2 separate regions of the Mus musculus genome follow, and region 2 is linked to region 1. Evidence: chromatin loops called from intact Hi-C (ENCODE). Cell type or tissue: left cerebral cortex. All regions are shown on one strand. Each heading gives the region's core, and the rest is flanking DNA. Links, peaks and the distances in the headings are about the cores only.

The links. Peaks named below come from ENCODE experiments on the same cell type or tissue, not always from the same donor. Only the 100,000 strongest peaks of a DNase experiment are listed, where the experiment ranks them.
Region 2: a loop joins it to region 1, with 2.4 times the contacts of the local background. A loop is called at or near these places in 13 of 42 quality-filtered maps.

What each region holds. Positions count from the first base shown.
Region 1 is chr11:34,877,461-34,885,799 of GRCm38, forward strand. No RefSeq gene overlaps it. Among named protein-coding and RNA genes, the nearest start is that of Gm25799, 17 kb to the right of the region's middle. In left cerebral cortex, for the core only: a CTCF peak has its summit at 4,253; DNase peaks (open chromatin) are centred at 2,390 and 4,251.
Region 2 is chr11:35,106,975-35,115,313 of GRCm38, forward strand. No RefSeq gene overlaps it. Among named protein-coding and RNA genes, the nearest start is that of Slit3, 10 kb to the right of the region's middle. In left cerebral cortex, for the core only: no CTCF peak of the experiment used is centred there; a DNase peak (open chromatin) is centred at 3,764.

The DNA.
Region 1 (8,339 bases), core at 258-8,257:
GGCTCTCACATTCTCTTCTGTCTGTTGTCACCAAGTCTGCCATGACACATGGTAAGTAAGCCATGAAGACCTTTCAAGTGCTGGAGGATTCCCTGGGTTTATTTCTTCTTTGGTGCTCTCTGTTTTGGTAGAAGAATGCTCAAAGTTTAGTAAACAAAACACACAGGCCCGCTGCCTGTGGATGGTAAACTAGAGAAAGAGTGAGAAGTGGAAATTCTTTTTTTTTTTTCATTTTTTAAAAATATTTTTTATTACATATTTTCCTCAATTACATTTCCAATGCTATCCCAAAAGTCCCCCATACCCTCCCCCCCTTCCCTACCCACCCATTCTCATTTTTTTGGCCCTGGCGTTCCCCTGTACTGGGGCATATACATTTTGCGTGTCCAATGGGCCTCTCTTTCCAGTGATGGCCGACTAGGTCATCTTTTGATACATATGCAGCTAGAGTCAAGAGCTCCGGGGTACTGGTTAGTTCATAATGTTGTTCCACCTATAGGGTTGCAGATCCCTTTAGCTCCTTGGGTACTTTCTCTAGCTCCTCCATTGGGAGCCCTGTGATCCATCCAATAGCTGACTGTGAGCATCCACTTCTGTGTTTGCTAGGCCCCGGCATAGTCTCACAAGAGATAGCTACATCTGGGTCCTTTCGATAAAATCTTGCTAGTGTATGCAATGGTGTCAGCATTTGGAAGCTGATTATGGGGTGGGTCCCTGGATATGGCAGTCTCTAGATGGTCCATCCTTTCGTCTCAGCTCCAAACTTTGTCTCTGTAACTCCTTCCATGGGTGTTTTGTTCCCAATTCTAAGGAGGGGCATAGTGTCCACACTTCAGTCTTAATTCTTGAGTTTCATGTGTTTAGCAAATTGTATCTTATATCTTGGGTATCCTAGGTTTTGGGCTAATATCCCCTTATCAGTGAGTACATATTGTGTGAGTTCCTTTGTGTGAATGTGTTAACTCACTCAGGATGATGCCCTCCAGGTCCATCCATTTGCCTAGGAATTTCATAAATTCATTCTTTTTAATAGCTGAGTAGTACTCCATTGTGTAAATGTACCACATTTTCTGTATCCATTCCTCTGTTGAGGGGCATCTGGGTTCTTTCCAGCTTCTGGCTATTATAAATAAGGCTGCTATGAACATAGTGGAGCATGTGTCCTTCTTACCGGTTGGGACATCTTCTGGATATATGCCCAGGAGAGGTATTGCTGGATCCTCCGGTAGTACTATGTCCAATTTTCTGAGGAACCGCCAGACTGATTTCCAGAGTGGTTGTACAAGCCTGCAATCCCACCAACAATGGAGGAGTGTTCCTCTTTCTCCACATCCTCGCCAGCATCTGCTGTCACCTGAATTTTTGATCTTAGCCATTCTGACTGGTGTGAGGTGGAATCTCAGGGTTGTTTTGATTTGCATTTCCCTGATGATTAAGGATGTTGAACATTTTTTCAGGTGCTTCTCTGCCATTCGGTATTCCTCAGGTGAGAATTCTTTGTTCAATTCTGAGCCCCATTTTTTAATGGGGTTATTTGATTTTCTGAAGTCCACCTTCTTGAGTTCTTTATATATGTTGGATATTAGTCCCCTATCCGATTGAAGTGGGAATTCTTGCACAGACAGATTAGACAGAGATGTAATCTGTTTCCTATTAAAATATGTCTTAGAAATAAGGGCATGTTTGGGGAAAACAACTCAAGACAAAATGCGATTGAATAACTTTCCACTTGAGCTTCAATATCTACCTTACCCCATCTTGGTCAGGCAGTGATTGCTAAGTCATATTAATAAAAACAAGATAGAAAGTTGCATGTCATGACACTTATCTTTCTATTGCATACATCATCCTGTTCAGCGAATTTAAAACCTGGGCACACCTTTAATCCCAGCATTTGGGAGGCAGAGGCAATGGGCTCTCTGAATTCAAAGTCAGCCTGGTCTACAAAACAAGTTCCAGGACAATCATGGCTGTTATTTAAAGAGACCCTGTCTCAAAAACAAACAAACATACAAAAAAAGAGAGTTTGAACATTGAAAATTATTCCTTTGATTTCTGAAAGCTCCCGTTATGCTGAGAAATAAGCTAATACCCTGCTAGAATGTGATTCACCACCCCCATTCCACATCCTCATTGACAAGAGCATTTTAACACTGTAAGCATGTATGGATTTTATAGCTCTTCTTTGCAATCTCCACATGTTCTAAAACATACATGGAAATTTCCACAGGGGAGCCTAATCCCACCTATCACTTTGATATACCAGGCAAGCAGACTTTGTGGAAATTGTTTTGTTGCAGACGTCATAGAAGATCAACTCCCACTGCCTTGTGTGATTTGCTTATATAGAAGGAAGCAGGAACAAGTCTCTTACCACATCTTGACAATGGGGCCAACCTTAACCACACTATTATCATCTGCCCCCTGATGGAGATGAGTCAAAGAGATGTCTCAACAATTCCAACTGTAGCCACCTCCAGCTTTCCTTTGCAGGCATTGCTCTGTATTTATGAATAAATGCACTTTTGCTGACTTGCTTCTGGAAAACATTATTAAATGGGGAAGGGGCTTTCCCATTGCTGGGCATTCCTTCATGCCAGCAAAATATTCAAATCACAGAATTCTGAATTAGTGTTTTTTTCAGTTACAAAGATATCCCTGTAGACATAAGTATGAGTCATTCGAGAATTATTGGTTTGATTCTTGTAGTTGAGAGAAGGGAATGAGGCGATTTGAAGCCCACATGAAATTAACTATTTAATTATTTTCTTTTGAGACTGTGTCTATAATAGAATGGACCCGACTCCCCAGTCTACCTGGGATAACCACCGTGAGCATTCTGAAGCATATTGTTGAATGCAGGACCATCACGAGGCTGATATTCCTCTGCACTCACGCTCCCTGGCCTTAGCTGCTGTCTGGGAATCTTTGTAGAGTAGCTAGCTAGCTGCCTCTCTGGGGACCATACACAAAGACTCACTCAACTCTACATGGACCCCTACACAGATGGGCTCTCATCTCAGGTGAGCACTCATATATTATTTCAAACCTGTGTCTAGGCAGATTTTCCACACTCTCTTGAGCCATAAATAATTGAACTTCTGGTGATGAGAACCAGGTCTAGGGCTGTCTACTTCTCCTAGACTAGCCCTGTGGATCTCACTTCCCTTCTGCATCTGCACTGGGGGGCATGGTGGTGAGTATACTTCCCCTCCACTTTCCCTCTGTGCCCACTAGCTCATCACCAGAACGAGGAAAGGCTTTTGTTTAAAAGAGAAAAACAGACCCATGAACTGAAATACGAGATCACCCACAACCAGGCAACATGGCTTTGATAATTTCCTAAAGTAAGCCTAATGATTTAATGTTCGGGCTCTCCTATATTATGTTCCTCTCTATTTACGTTAACAATTGGGAAGGGATTAGATTTCTATATGTATTACAGATGTGACTAAGTTATGATTTGTTGCTGGGGTTGTGGTCAGGGTCAGGTGTTTTGAAGTTTGGGGCTTCTTATTCAAGGAGTTCAAATAAAAAGCCCACACACATGGCAAGTGTATCTAGAAAACTTTATTCAAAGCAAAGCTCTAGAATAGGTCTGAATATCCTGCAAGAGGGCAATGGGTCATGAGAATGAAGACACTCAGGAACTCCAGTTATTATTTGGAGTTTCATTTTAAGGACTTCACAAATGGGAGGAGGAACTTGGGTGATAAGGGACATGGAGAAGGTGGTTCTCTGTTTTTATTGACAGGTTAGGCATAAAGTCTTTTTTTCTGCTATACACGTCCCTACCCATGATGCATCTGATTTTAATCATATCTGCACCCAATTCTTCAGAGGCATAGGAGATTCTGCCTAAATAAATAAATAAATAAATAAAACTCATGTTAGGGCAATTTTGCCTTGTTGTATATATACCACAAGCCAATTTAGACTGGATTTCACTCCAGATTTTTGTACTGGGACATAACTGGGAATATGTTTAAGTAGAATCTATCCAGGGTACTAGGGTAGGGAAAAATTAATTCCCTTGTTCGAAGTAGAATGTACAGGTGAGGACCCAAGGTCACTAGGTGCATGGATCAAGGAGGAGTATTGGCGCATGGTATGTGCAGGCAAAGAAGCTAGACTCTCAGCTGCATTATTAGAATAAAGATAGGATGTAAAAGGGTTTGTCTATAACCCAAACAAAGTAGAGTCTGAGGTTGCTAAACCGTTCTCTATGCTGGCTCACCTCAACAGACCACTGGATGTCACTCTTAAGCTATGCTAGCATAGCTCTAGCTACAATAACAGTTTCCAATAGTACATTCAGATAGTACGTTAGGAGACACAGCCAGGGATAGACATCCCTAAAACCGCTCAACTGGTGCATTTGCAGGATCAGCTACAGCAAAGTTTACTCGAGATTCCTCTACATTTTCTCTAACTTTCTTCTTAGGAGCCATTAAGAGGGCTAATAATCAGAGGACATCCCACCAGTATCAAAAGACACGTCTATCATTCAACATCTTCATTAGCTGCATGCTACAAGCAGGGCCTTAGGAAAATGAGCAATAAAATTGACAGACAAGAAGAGGTGAGTTTATAGCATGCACACAGTAAACTTACTAGAATCTAACTGTGGCAGAAGAGTGTGAAAGGAAACTAATCTAAATCGGGTGGTACTGTGGCTTGGCCTTCCAGATGGGTGTTGGAACTGAGTTGCCATTGTCACACTGTTAGAGGTGATTCTCTCATGAGGACTGTATTGTCCTGGATGCATTAAAGCCATTATTTGGGGTGGATTAGTTCTTGAAGATTGGCTTTGTTACAGAGCAAGTTCTTTTTGTGTGTGTTCTCTTTCCATTTGATGTTCTCTACCACATTACAGTCTCTCACCTGAAGGCGCGTCAAACATCAATGCCAAGATCTTTGCCTTCTCTGCCTCTAGAACTGTAAGAAGTTTCTTCAACGTGCAAATTGCCTGGTCTGTGGCTGTCAGTACAGCAGTAGATGAGTCAGAAACTCCATCTGTCCATTTGACTCAGTGACCTTGTGCCTCAGAATGATCGAACCCAACTCTGGGATCAGGGGTCTGCAAACTCTGTTCCCCAGACTTCATTGTGGGGAGCTTCTGGCTGGATTATATCAACTTGAAGGGTAAGAGGCAGAAGGTGCTCTCTGTCTCTTCCAGCTCTTCTCAGCTTCCTTCCCATTGGACTCAGACAGGACTGAGACTTAACTCGGCATTTCTCCACCTTTCTGTAACGTAACCCTTCTTCTTAGATCCACTGGCAAGCATGTGATGTGCTCCACAGAGACTCTGAACCATCTTACCAAGGACCTTAGTGATCTGGACATTAACTGTGAGAACCCCACTACTACCCCAAGTGTCTGACTTTAGGAATATCAGGTCTTCTCCTTCAGTCCTCCAGCTTCAGTATCTTCTCAAGGCTACCTGAGCAGTTCTGTTACTGATGGTGGATTTGAATCTGATCTTGCCAGGTTCTTGGAACTGAAACCAAAGACCACACAGATTTGCAAAGTGGCAAAGAGATTATGTAAAATCACAGCAACAAAGAAGGCCTGAATGTCCTGCAAGGCAACAGCAGGCCACATGAGCGAAAACAGTCAAAAGCCCTGATTATTGTTTTGAGCCTTCAAGAATTTTATGGAGTTCAAGAGTAAGACAGTTGAGGCTACTAAGGAGTAGAGTGAGGGTGGCTCTCTGTTCTCCTAAAGTCACATAATTATTTTCTACTGCACATATAATTTCTCATGATTTTAATCACAGGAACCTTCAACGATGCATAAGCAAGAGATGGGAAACAGGGTTTTATCCTTAAAGTTTATTTGAGGACAGTTTTGCCTTAACTACCCATGTGCCCCAAACCAGTTCAAGCCCAATCAGCCTTTCAACCTGCACACATTGGCAATGTAACTGAATAGAAACCATCCACTCCAGGTACTTGTTAGCAGAGGAGAGATTTATCCCATTGTTCTGAGAGATGTGAGTCCACTGTGCTGTGGTATATGCACATAGCACACGCAGGTAAAAAAAGACAGGCTGCTCAGCACATTTCTTTCTTTTTAAAAATAGGGTTGCTGCATTTTATTTGTTGACTTTTAATTGGATATTTTATTAATTCACTTTTTAAGCTTTCCCAGTTTCCCCTCTGCAAACCCCCTATCCCATCTCCCTTTACCCTGCTCCTATGAGTGTGCTCTCCCACACACCTACCCACTCCTGCCTCACAGCCCTAGCTTTCCCCTACACTGGGGCATCAAGCCTTCACAGGACCAAGGGCCTTGTTTCCCATTGATGCCAGATAAGGCCCCTTCAGCACATTTCTTGAAGATAGAACGTATGCATGGCCCACAACAAGTAGAGATCCAGGTTGCTAAACGATTCCCTGGGCTTGCCTAACCCTGTATTTTGTACTCCTCTGGCCTTCCAATAAATGTTTAACTCATTCTCTGTATTAAATCACCTCTCTTTCAAATTCCTAGGCTGGATTCCTTTTCATGTTAGGGCTCTGACTTAGTAAGTATGCCACAAGAGATATACATGTTTTTCCCCCCTCATTCAGTATCATATTCTCATAGCTGAGAAGCACACTAAATGAGAATCTAATGTTTATAATATAGATGTAATCATAGGCCGACTGGTGGCCAGCTAAAAAGGATAGAATATAAACCTTTATACAAATGAATGACCTACTGATAGATCTATTCTGCCATTAGAGGAAATTCATGTTGAATTAAGTGAGCGATGGTCTCCACATTGTCCCTTTCTTAGAGATTTCCAAAAGTAATTTAGCCACAGAGATTTTAGCCTTCAGTTTTTGATGGGGCTTTGAGGTGGAGTCTTGTTATGTGTCCCTAACTGATCTAAAATTCATTCTGTAGATCAGGGTGGCATCAAACTTACAGGGATCCTCCCAAGTGCTGGAATTACAGACATACACCACCACACTTAGTTTCCTTTCCATTTTGACTTTAGCCACTGAATCTTTCCCAACACTGTCTCCATAGTATGACCTTGCCACAGGGAGTCAACAATGCTTGCATTCAGAAACTGTCAACCCAGCAGAAGAAACATGGCATGTGCAAAGAGTGAGAGGAGACACAACAAGGCTTGCTGGGAGCAGTGCACACAAGGACAGTCCATTTGTCACCTGTTGGCAGTTAGGCTTCATGAAATGCTTTGGAAGAGAGAGAGAGAGAAGGCAGGGGTGTGGTGTCACCTTCTGCTAAGTCTCCCATCCCCTTGTTTATAGCGGGTGTGTGGGGGGGTGTTGTTTATACTCAACAACTTTCACATTTTGGGTGATCTCACACTTCAGCTTCTTTGGTGAGGGATATCTACCTGTATTTTAATTAATTTTTAAAAAACCATATTCTATTCATTTATTTTGTGTGTGCCTACACATGTATGTTGTGCATTGGGGGTGCTCATGTGCCACAGCATGCTTGTGAAGTTCAGAGGAAAACTTGCAAAAGTAGCTTCTCTCTTTCTACCACACAGGTCCTGAGGAGTAAACTCAGGGCTTCAGAATGCTAGCTAGGACCTTTCCCCACTGCACCATCTTGCCAGCCCTTGTAGTTAAACTTTAAAGACCCATTTGAGAAAAAAAGGACACTTCCCTAGAGAACTTTTGCTCAGTGCAGAATCTCCCCCAACACGTCAACACATTTTATTTCTTTTTTTTTATCCACAATACAATGCTATAGTTAATTGTGGTTTCCTTTTATGATTCACCTGTTATATTCTTTTTTAAAATATTTTTATTACATATTTTCCTCAATTACATTTCCAATGCTATCCCAAAAGTCCCCCATACCCTCCCCCGCCCCACTTCCCTACCCACCCATTCCCATCTTTTTGGCCCTGGCGTTCCCCTGTATATAGTGGGAGACTATTTCTTTTTTTTTTTAAGTAACCATAATAATTTCTGAAGGTCTCTCAATATTACATGCTTGAAAATTTAAATTGTTTAGTGTTATTAATTGTACAAAGTAAGTTTCTTCTCCATCATTTGCATAAATGTATTGATCCCGCTTTGTGAGAATCCAAATCCCTTCATGCCCTCCCCCTGATTACATCACCCCCCCCCCGTTTCTTTTCTATTGGTCACTCTTCCGCTTTCAGACTTTTTGTTTTTAAGATTCTACAAATAAGAGGAGTGCACAATCCTTTATGTCTTTATGTGCTTGCCTTTCCTGCAAAAGGCATGACTATATTCTCCTTTATAACCAAATTGTACTCCATTGCGTATGTATAGCATGCTTTGTTTGTCTATTCCTCTGAGGACAAACATCTAGGTTGACTTCATAGCTTGACTATTGTGATG
Region 2 (8,339 bases), core at 196-8,195, 230 kb after region 1:
CGGTCTTAGTTCTGTGGCTGTCCCAGATTGAGTGACATAATACCATGAGTTCTGTTGTTATTAGATGTCAGTTGGGCTTCCATGGCTGTTTATGTTTTTCAAGTCTCTCATATAGGTTCTTATAGATGCTTCTCCAGTTGGTCCTGAAACTGATGAGTTAGGAATGAACCTGATACCTCTGGTTGCCATGGATTTGTCTCTTCATTTCTGTTTTTACATGTCTTGAAGCGCTGTCGGGCATGTACACACTGGGGTTGTTAAGGCCTTATGAAGAAAGTGACTCCTTTATTATTATGAAACATTCCCTTTGACTCCGAGATTTTGTTTGTGGTAAATCTACTTTGCCTATTACTATAGCTACTCTTATAGCTTTAATTCGATGACTAGTTTGCACAATGTAATAATTTTATATTGAACCTACATGTGAACTTCTTATGGACATCCACTGGAGTCTCCCTTGTTTTACATTGTCTGACAAACTACTGGATTTAGAATAATTTGTTTTGAGCATTTATATATAATGTAAACTTTGAATGGGTTTGAATCTATGGACTTTTAGTTTGTCTTTTATTGGTCCTATATGTTCTCTTAAGTATACGGAACTTTTATTATTTTGTTATTCCTGATAGTTTTTAGCTATGTGTTTTTATTTTAAAAAGTTTTTGAGACAGGATTTCAAATAGCCTATCTGATATCATATAGCCTAACTCACTAAGATAGCCAAGAATACCCTTGAATTTCTTTTTTTTTTAAATTGGGTATTTATTTCATTTACATTTCCAATGCTATCCCATACCCTTGAATTTCTAACAGCGTCCTTCATTGCTTGAGTGGTACAGTCAAAGGTGTGTACTACTATAGCCTGTATGTGATGTTGGAGGATGAGCCCAGGGCTTGCAAGTATTCTATAACCTGAGCTGGATCTCCAGCCCTTTGCCTTATATTCTGATGGTTTAGCTAAGTTTTACTTATAGCACATGCCTTTATCTCACCATAGTTTACTTTCCAATATTATATGTTTGCCATTTAAAAGGTAACCTTTAGGCAGTGTGCTTTCATCCCCCCTCCTGACATTCTTTCTATTGTTATGTTAAATAAACACTCTTTATTTATAGGTCTGTCATAAGCCTCAAGATACAGTTATTATTTTCTTTAAGCAATTCCCTGTTTAAAAACTTTATTGAGGTAAAGTTTTCTTATAATGAATCCAATCCTTTAAAGTTCAGTTTGACAAGTTTTGGTAAATTGGCATACATTTGGTAAACTGGCATCTGTCTGGTGGTTATTCCGGGTGTCACTGCTATGAATATCGACGCATGAGTCTTTGGGTAGATATCTGTCTTTTCTGCTTTTTGCTTGTTTTGTTTCTTTAAATTTGGGGCATTTAGTGAGTAGAATACATTCAATTTCACAAACTCTACTGGAAACTGTCAAGCTGTTCTAAAGTTATTGCATTTGTTAGCAATACATGGGGCTCCAGTGTCTCCACTGCCTTACCAAAGCCTGGCAATTTCAGTCTTCGAAGTTGGACGTTCTCATGAGGCTGTAGAGCAGAGATTCTCAGCCTGTGGGTCATGACACCTTTGTGGGTAGAGTTTCAGATGTCCTGCATATCAGGTATTTACATTACAATTCATAACAATAGCAACATTACACTTATGAAGTAACAGTGAGATAGTTATATAATTGGGGGTCACCACAACATGAGGCAATATATATTAAAGGGTCACATCACGAGGAAGGCTGAGAACCAGTGCTGTAATGGAATCTCATCATGATATAAATTTGTGTCTCTCTAACCTAGTGAATAATACTTTTGAGTATCTTTGTATGTGTTCAATTATTATCTGGATACACTCATTATTTCTTTTAATGAAGTATTCTCTCAGTCCTCCATATGGTGTCAGACTGTCAATTATTCAATTACTAAAGAAAATATTTTCCTTTCTAAAACAAGTCACAAATGCCTGCAGGTTTACCTGCAGTTAATCCTTTAAAGGTAGTTTCCTTTTTATAAATTGCATGAGACACCTCTCAGAGGTCCCATTCGAGTGTTGACTCTTATTGTCAGATCCAAATCCATGGTGTGTCGGGTGACTGGCGTCTGAGCAGCCCCGGGGCTTGAGGCAGAGAAGCATTTGGACCACGAGGCACCTTGGGCAACATTGTGAGACCTCAGCTCCAAACCAAACACACCTGGAATAAACTTTTAAATGTGCATTGCAGTACTGCTCACCACATACACACTATTGGCCAGCAGGTTTCTAGAATGTTCTCATCTTGCATGCTGGGAACACTGTCCATCAGATAGCAACACTCTGTCCTTCCCTTGTCTGGGCAGCCAGGCTCTCTGCCTTTACTGGGCTTGACTAGTTTAGATCCCCTTACAAATAAAGTCTTGTGGTGCAAGTCCTTGTGTGCCTGCTCTATCACACGTACCACCACACCCTCGGGGTTCCTTCAGGTTATAGCACACCACAGGGCACATTTGGTTCTTTTCTCAAATCCCCTTTTTTCTTGCCTATGAAATAAGTGAAATATTTTCACAGCCCTGCTTTAATATCCTCGAAGGTAATCTTTGCCATCTCTGGGTCTGGTTTCCTTTTATTTTCCTTTTTACCAATCATGTTTTCTACTTTTCCTTTGAGCTCCTTGAGAGTCTAAGGTATCTTTAGTTCCACTGAAGATCAACATTGCTGTGGCATGTCTACCTTGTGCTTTATGCACCCCATGGTCTCTTCACTGACTTACTCACGTGTGTTGATTCTGGGGCTCTTCAGACTTCTGGTGTTTGAGGTTTCCTTTCCTAAAGTTACATGTTTTGCCCTGGCTCCAGGGAAGCCTTTTGCAGGTCTCTGGAACTCTGCTGCCCAGACCTCACTTCTCAGGCAAGAAGAATTATAAACATAGACACAGTGGCCACTCAGCTCTCTTGTCTGCTCAATTCACAGAGAATTCTGACCTCTCCCCCATTCTGCAACTTGGAAGTAATCTCTTGCCAATAAGCTGGCAAAATCACAGCTCACTTCATTCGTTTGTCATGGCAAGGAGCATAGTTACAAACTTCCAACTTTCCAATATTTGAAAACTACTTTCTTAGTACAGTTTTTTTTTCCTCACTTGCTCATGATGAAGGAGTAAATCCAATTCCCGGAGCTCCATCACAGTTAGACGCAGAACTCTCCACTTGAAGCGCTGGCTGAGAGATGTAATGTGATCCGACATATAATCTAACATGACGAGACTTCTGGGTGAAAGCTGACTGGGGAAGGTAAGGGATGATGGAGGCAAGGAGCTAAGAGTGAATTGCTAAAGCTCAGGACAAAACCACTCATGGTGATAATGATAGGCAGGAGAGGAAATAGTTGGACTCGGGACTTAGAAAAAATAAAGAGGAGTTGCTAGTTGTTTGGATGCGGAGCAAGAACAGAAAGGAGAGATCAAGGATGCTGTCAGAGTTTTGGCCCAGTCACCAGAAGAGTGGGATATCATTGGAAAGAAATGGTTTTAGTAGAGCGTTGAGGAGCAACTGTGGAAGAAGGGGTTCAAGGAGGAATATTAAAGAGAGTCTCGGACACAGCGTGGATAGGTAATTCTCTCAAGGAGTTTGGTAAATCACTTTTGTTAGGTTCAACGCCCCCCCCCCCCACACACACCCGCAGTCACTTATAATCCGCAAGCTTCGTCCTCCTGAGTTGTCTGGCGCTATCCCACAACCCTCTGCTCCCACTTCCGCATCGCCTGCTCCTGCTATACTCTAGCTCTTGCGGTTCCCACGGCTCTCTCCCACCCCCTGCTTCCCTAGCCCTGGCTCTGCTCAGCCAGCTCTCTTTTCTCTCTGTTCTGGACTCCTACAGATGCCTCTGGATCCTTTTTTTTCTCTTCTTCAAAATAAAACCCATTCCTCAAATAGAGCCATCATCTTGGCAGATTCTTTTCTGGACCCTCCCATACAAATCTCATTTCTCAAGGAATTCACTGGCCAGACAGAATTAGAAGTAAAAAAAAAAAAAAAAAAAAAAAAAAAAACGTAGAGAGATCATCTCTTTAGTGCACAAAAGAGGCTTCCAGAGTTACAGATCAAGGAGAGAAGGCTCCAGTACAGTGGGGGCGAGGGAGGGTGGAGCTATAAAATGCTTCTTGTGTGGTGGTTTGAGTAAGAATGGCCTGCATAGGAAAGCAAGAGGCTCCCAGGACCCTGCAGATAGTTTTTTAAAAACCAGAATTAGATATGTTTTCATTTTACCTTTCTTTCTTTTTTAATTATTTTTTATTTTTATTAGATATCTTCATTTACATTTCAAATACTATCCCAAAAGTCCCCTCTATCCCCCTCCCCCGCTCCCCTACCCACCCAGTCCCACTTCTTGCTCCTGGTGTTTCCCCTGAACTGGGGCATATAAAGTTTCCAAGACCAAGGTGCCTCTCTTCCCAATGATGGCCGACTAGGCCATCTTCTACTACATATGCAGCTAGAGACACGAGCTCTGGGGGTACTGACTAGTTCATATTGTTGTTCCATCTATAGGGTTGCAGACCCCTTCAACTCTTGGGTACTTTTTCTAGCTCCAACATTGGGGGCCCTGTGTTCCATCCTATAGATGATTGTGAGCATCCACTTCTGTATTTGCCAGGCACTGGCAAAGCCTCACAGGAGACAGCTATATCAGGGTCCTTTCAGCAAAATCTTGCTGGCATATGCAATAGTGCGTTTGGTGACTTATTATGGGATGGACCCCCGGGTGGTGCAGTCTCTGGATGGTCCATCCTTTCGTCTTAGCTCCAAACTTTGTCTCTGCAACTCCTTCCATGGATAATTTATTCCCTATTCTAGGGAGGGATGAACTATCCACAAGTTGGTCTTCCTTCTTGATTTTCTTGTGGTTTGGAAGTTGTATCTTGGGTATTCTAGGTTTCTGGGCTAATATCCACTTATCAGTGAGTGCTTATCAAGTGACTTCTTTTGTGATTGGGTTACCTCACTCAGGATGATATCCTCCAGATACATCCATTTGCCCAAGAATTTCATAAATTCATTGTTTTTAATAGCTGAGTAGTTCTCCACTGTGTAAATGTACCACATTTTCTGTATCCATTCCTCTGTTGAGGGACATCTGGGTTCTTTTCAGCTTCTGGCTATTATAAATAGGGCTGTTATGAACATAGTGGAGCATGTGTCCTTATTACCAGTTGGAACATCTTCTGGGTATATGCGCAGGAGAGGTATTGCTGGATCTACCGGTAGTACTCTGTCCAGTTTTCTGAGGAACCACCAGATTGATTTCCAGAGTGGTTGTACCAGCTTGCAATCCTACCAGCAATGGAGGAGTGTTCCTCTTTCTCCACATCCTCACCAGCATCTGCTGTCAACTGAATTTTTGATCCTAGCCATTCTGACTGGTGCGAGGTGGAACCTCAGGGTTGTTTTGATTTGCATTTCCCTGATGATTAAGGATGTTGAACATTTTTTAAGTGCTTCTGAGCCCTTCAGTATTCCTCAGTTGAGAATTCTTTGTTTAGCTCTGTAGCCCATTTTTTAATTTCTGGAGTTCAGCTTCTTGAGCTCTTTGTATATATTGGATATTAGTCCCCTATCTTGCTTTCCTGGCATCTGGGGTTTTCTGTTGGCTATACCCTCTGGCATGAAAGGGAGGGGAGGCCCTTGGTCCTATGAATGCTAGGGGAATTGGGGCAGGAGGGGTGGGTAGGGAGGGGAGCACCCTCATGGAGGCAGGTGGGTGGAGGGTGGGATGGGGGTGGGAAAGGAGAAAACATTTGAAAAGTAAATAAACAAAATAACTAATAAAAATTTTTAATAATAATAAAAAATGGAAGTGCATCACTTCCTCCAAAGATGGGCTTTGAGGTTTCAAGACCTCCTGCCTGGTCCAGTTCCCTCTATGTGCTGCTGTGGATCAGGATGTAGAACTCTCTTCTGCTTCTCCAGCACCATGCTCTCTGCCATGATGATAAAGGACTCAGCCTCTGAGACTGTAAGCAAGCCCCCAGTTAAATGCTTTGTTGTTATAAGAGCTGTCTTGGTCATGGTGTCTCTTGACAACAATAGAGCAGTAACTAAGACACCAAGGGTCAAGGTGAGGCTGAGCTTCAGGGTTAAGGACCAAGGCAGTTACCCGAGAAGGAGGAGGCTGAGAGAGGAACTGCAGAAGGTAGGGAGATGTGATAAGTTCTCAGGTGGCAAACTCCACAAGGCTTTCAGGGAACAATGACTGAGTCTCTCTAACTCCATGGAAGGTGGGTGGGGGGATTGCCAAAGAAGCAAAGCTGAGATAGAGAGAGCTAATAGCTTTTAAAGGCCTGTGTGTCCTTCAGGCTTCATCCTACCAAGAAACACCCTGAGCTCTGCCTGTGAAGGAAATCAGTAAGAGGCCCAGGAAGGGGGTAGAGAAAGACTAAGTCAGGGGAGGGAGGAAGGGTCAGGGGAGCTGCAAAGCTTAGTTGAAAGGTCATGATTGTTAGACTTGAAGAGTTCACACTGGTGCATATGCAAACACACACACACACACACACACACACATTAGCAGTCCTGGTGACTTTGTCCTAAACAAAAGGCCTTTGGCCTGTTAAACAGAAGGATTGCGATTGGATAAACAAGCCTAAAGGCAGTTGTGTTTAGCAGAAAAGTGAATCTTCTAAGGGGGATTCTTCTTTCCCAGGAGCCATGCTTAATCCTCCAGGAATCTTCATTAACCTTCTCCCAAAGGTCAGTCTCTAGCAAGGGCACCTGGGACAGCCTATATCAGCTCAGATACCCACCCTGATAACTGTCATAGAAAACCTGCTAGCTTTTTAGCCATTTTTGCCCCACCCCACCTCCAGGAGATAGCCTTAGCAGTTTGATCCCCAGTAAATCTTTCTACCCAGGGAATGCTATTGTTTGTTGGTTTCTCTACATCTTCACTCATGGTGATGAGGTTCCACATAAGAGGAACAAAAGAACAGAGAGTTTAAAAACACATTTCTCTCATTTTGCCTGGCCCACTCAGTAGATGAGGATGCTATTAAATGCACACTAGGAATTTGTACAGTGTATCTTACAGAAATGCGCATGCCTTCAATGAGGTCATATCTCTAAGGGGTAAGTTAGAGGTTTATTATAATCACCAATCCTGCTTGTTTTTTTTTTTATCAATTATGCTCCATATTCTCAATCATAAAACCACAAAAACAAATCAACAAAAAATTTGCAAAAGCCGACCTGGGGAGACGGCTCAGCAGTTAAGAGCCCTTGCTACTCTTTCAGAGGTCCTGAGTTCAGTTCCCACCACCCTCACTGGGCAGTTCAGTATCACTTGCGAATCTAGCTCCAGGGGTTCCAACCACCTCTTTTGGCCTCTGAGAGCATACACACATATGGCATAATTCACTCAGGGCTACACATATGCACATAAATTAAAAGATATCTTTAAAATCTGTATAGCCTATAGAAAATACAATGCTGTCTCTCCTGGATAGTTTCTGGCAGAAACTAAACCTCAGAAACTTTAAGCCAGCCCTAATGAAATGCTTTCCTTATTAAGAGATGCTATGGTCATGATGTCTCTTCACAGCAATGGAAACCCTAACTAAGACAATGGCCCAACCTAAAACTTCCTGGTGGGACCCATCTCTTAATATCCTGGGAGCCTTCTCTGGATTCTTTCTATATATGTAGCCAACAGGCAGAGGGCCCGGGCTTTGATGTTTACATAAGACTTCAGAGACAAGTTGAAAGTGGTATGTATCCTGTTTCATTGGTCAGAGTGAGGCACGTATCCTCAATCTAACTTCAGAGGAGGTTGGGAAATGTAGTTTTCCTGTGGGCCTGGTAGGCAAAATTAGGCCTGTGAGTATCAAGTGAGTCTCAGCCACACAGAGGATTTTATTTGGCTGCTGTGAGGACTACTCTGTTAATGTATGCAAAATATTCAGAGCTGTCCCCAGCACATTCAGGGACATCCATGTTTTCTGCCATTATAGGAGGAGATTCTTGAAGCCAATTGTTGCTGGCCGAACTGAAGACTGCACTGGTGCTTTGTCAAGCCAGAGAGCAGGCTGGGGGTGCAGTGAGCCCATACTGCCCAAGAATGCCAGCAAAGAATGCCAACATTCCCACCAACCTGTGTGCCATATCCTCCGCTTTGTTTATTTGGTTGCCAGGGTGGGACAAGTTTTACGCACAGGTGTTTTGGTGATTAATACTCTTCAATTTGGAGCGCCATTTCCCCAGTGACAGACCTTACTTTGTTTAGGTTTGAGATACATCATCGCACAGTTTTTGAGAGGCTTACGATGGTCATTCACTGTCTGCACACATCTCACATCTACACCGAAGCTTT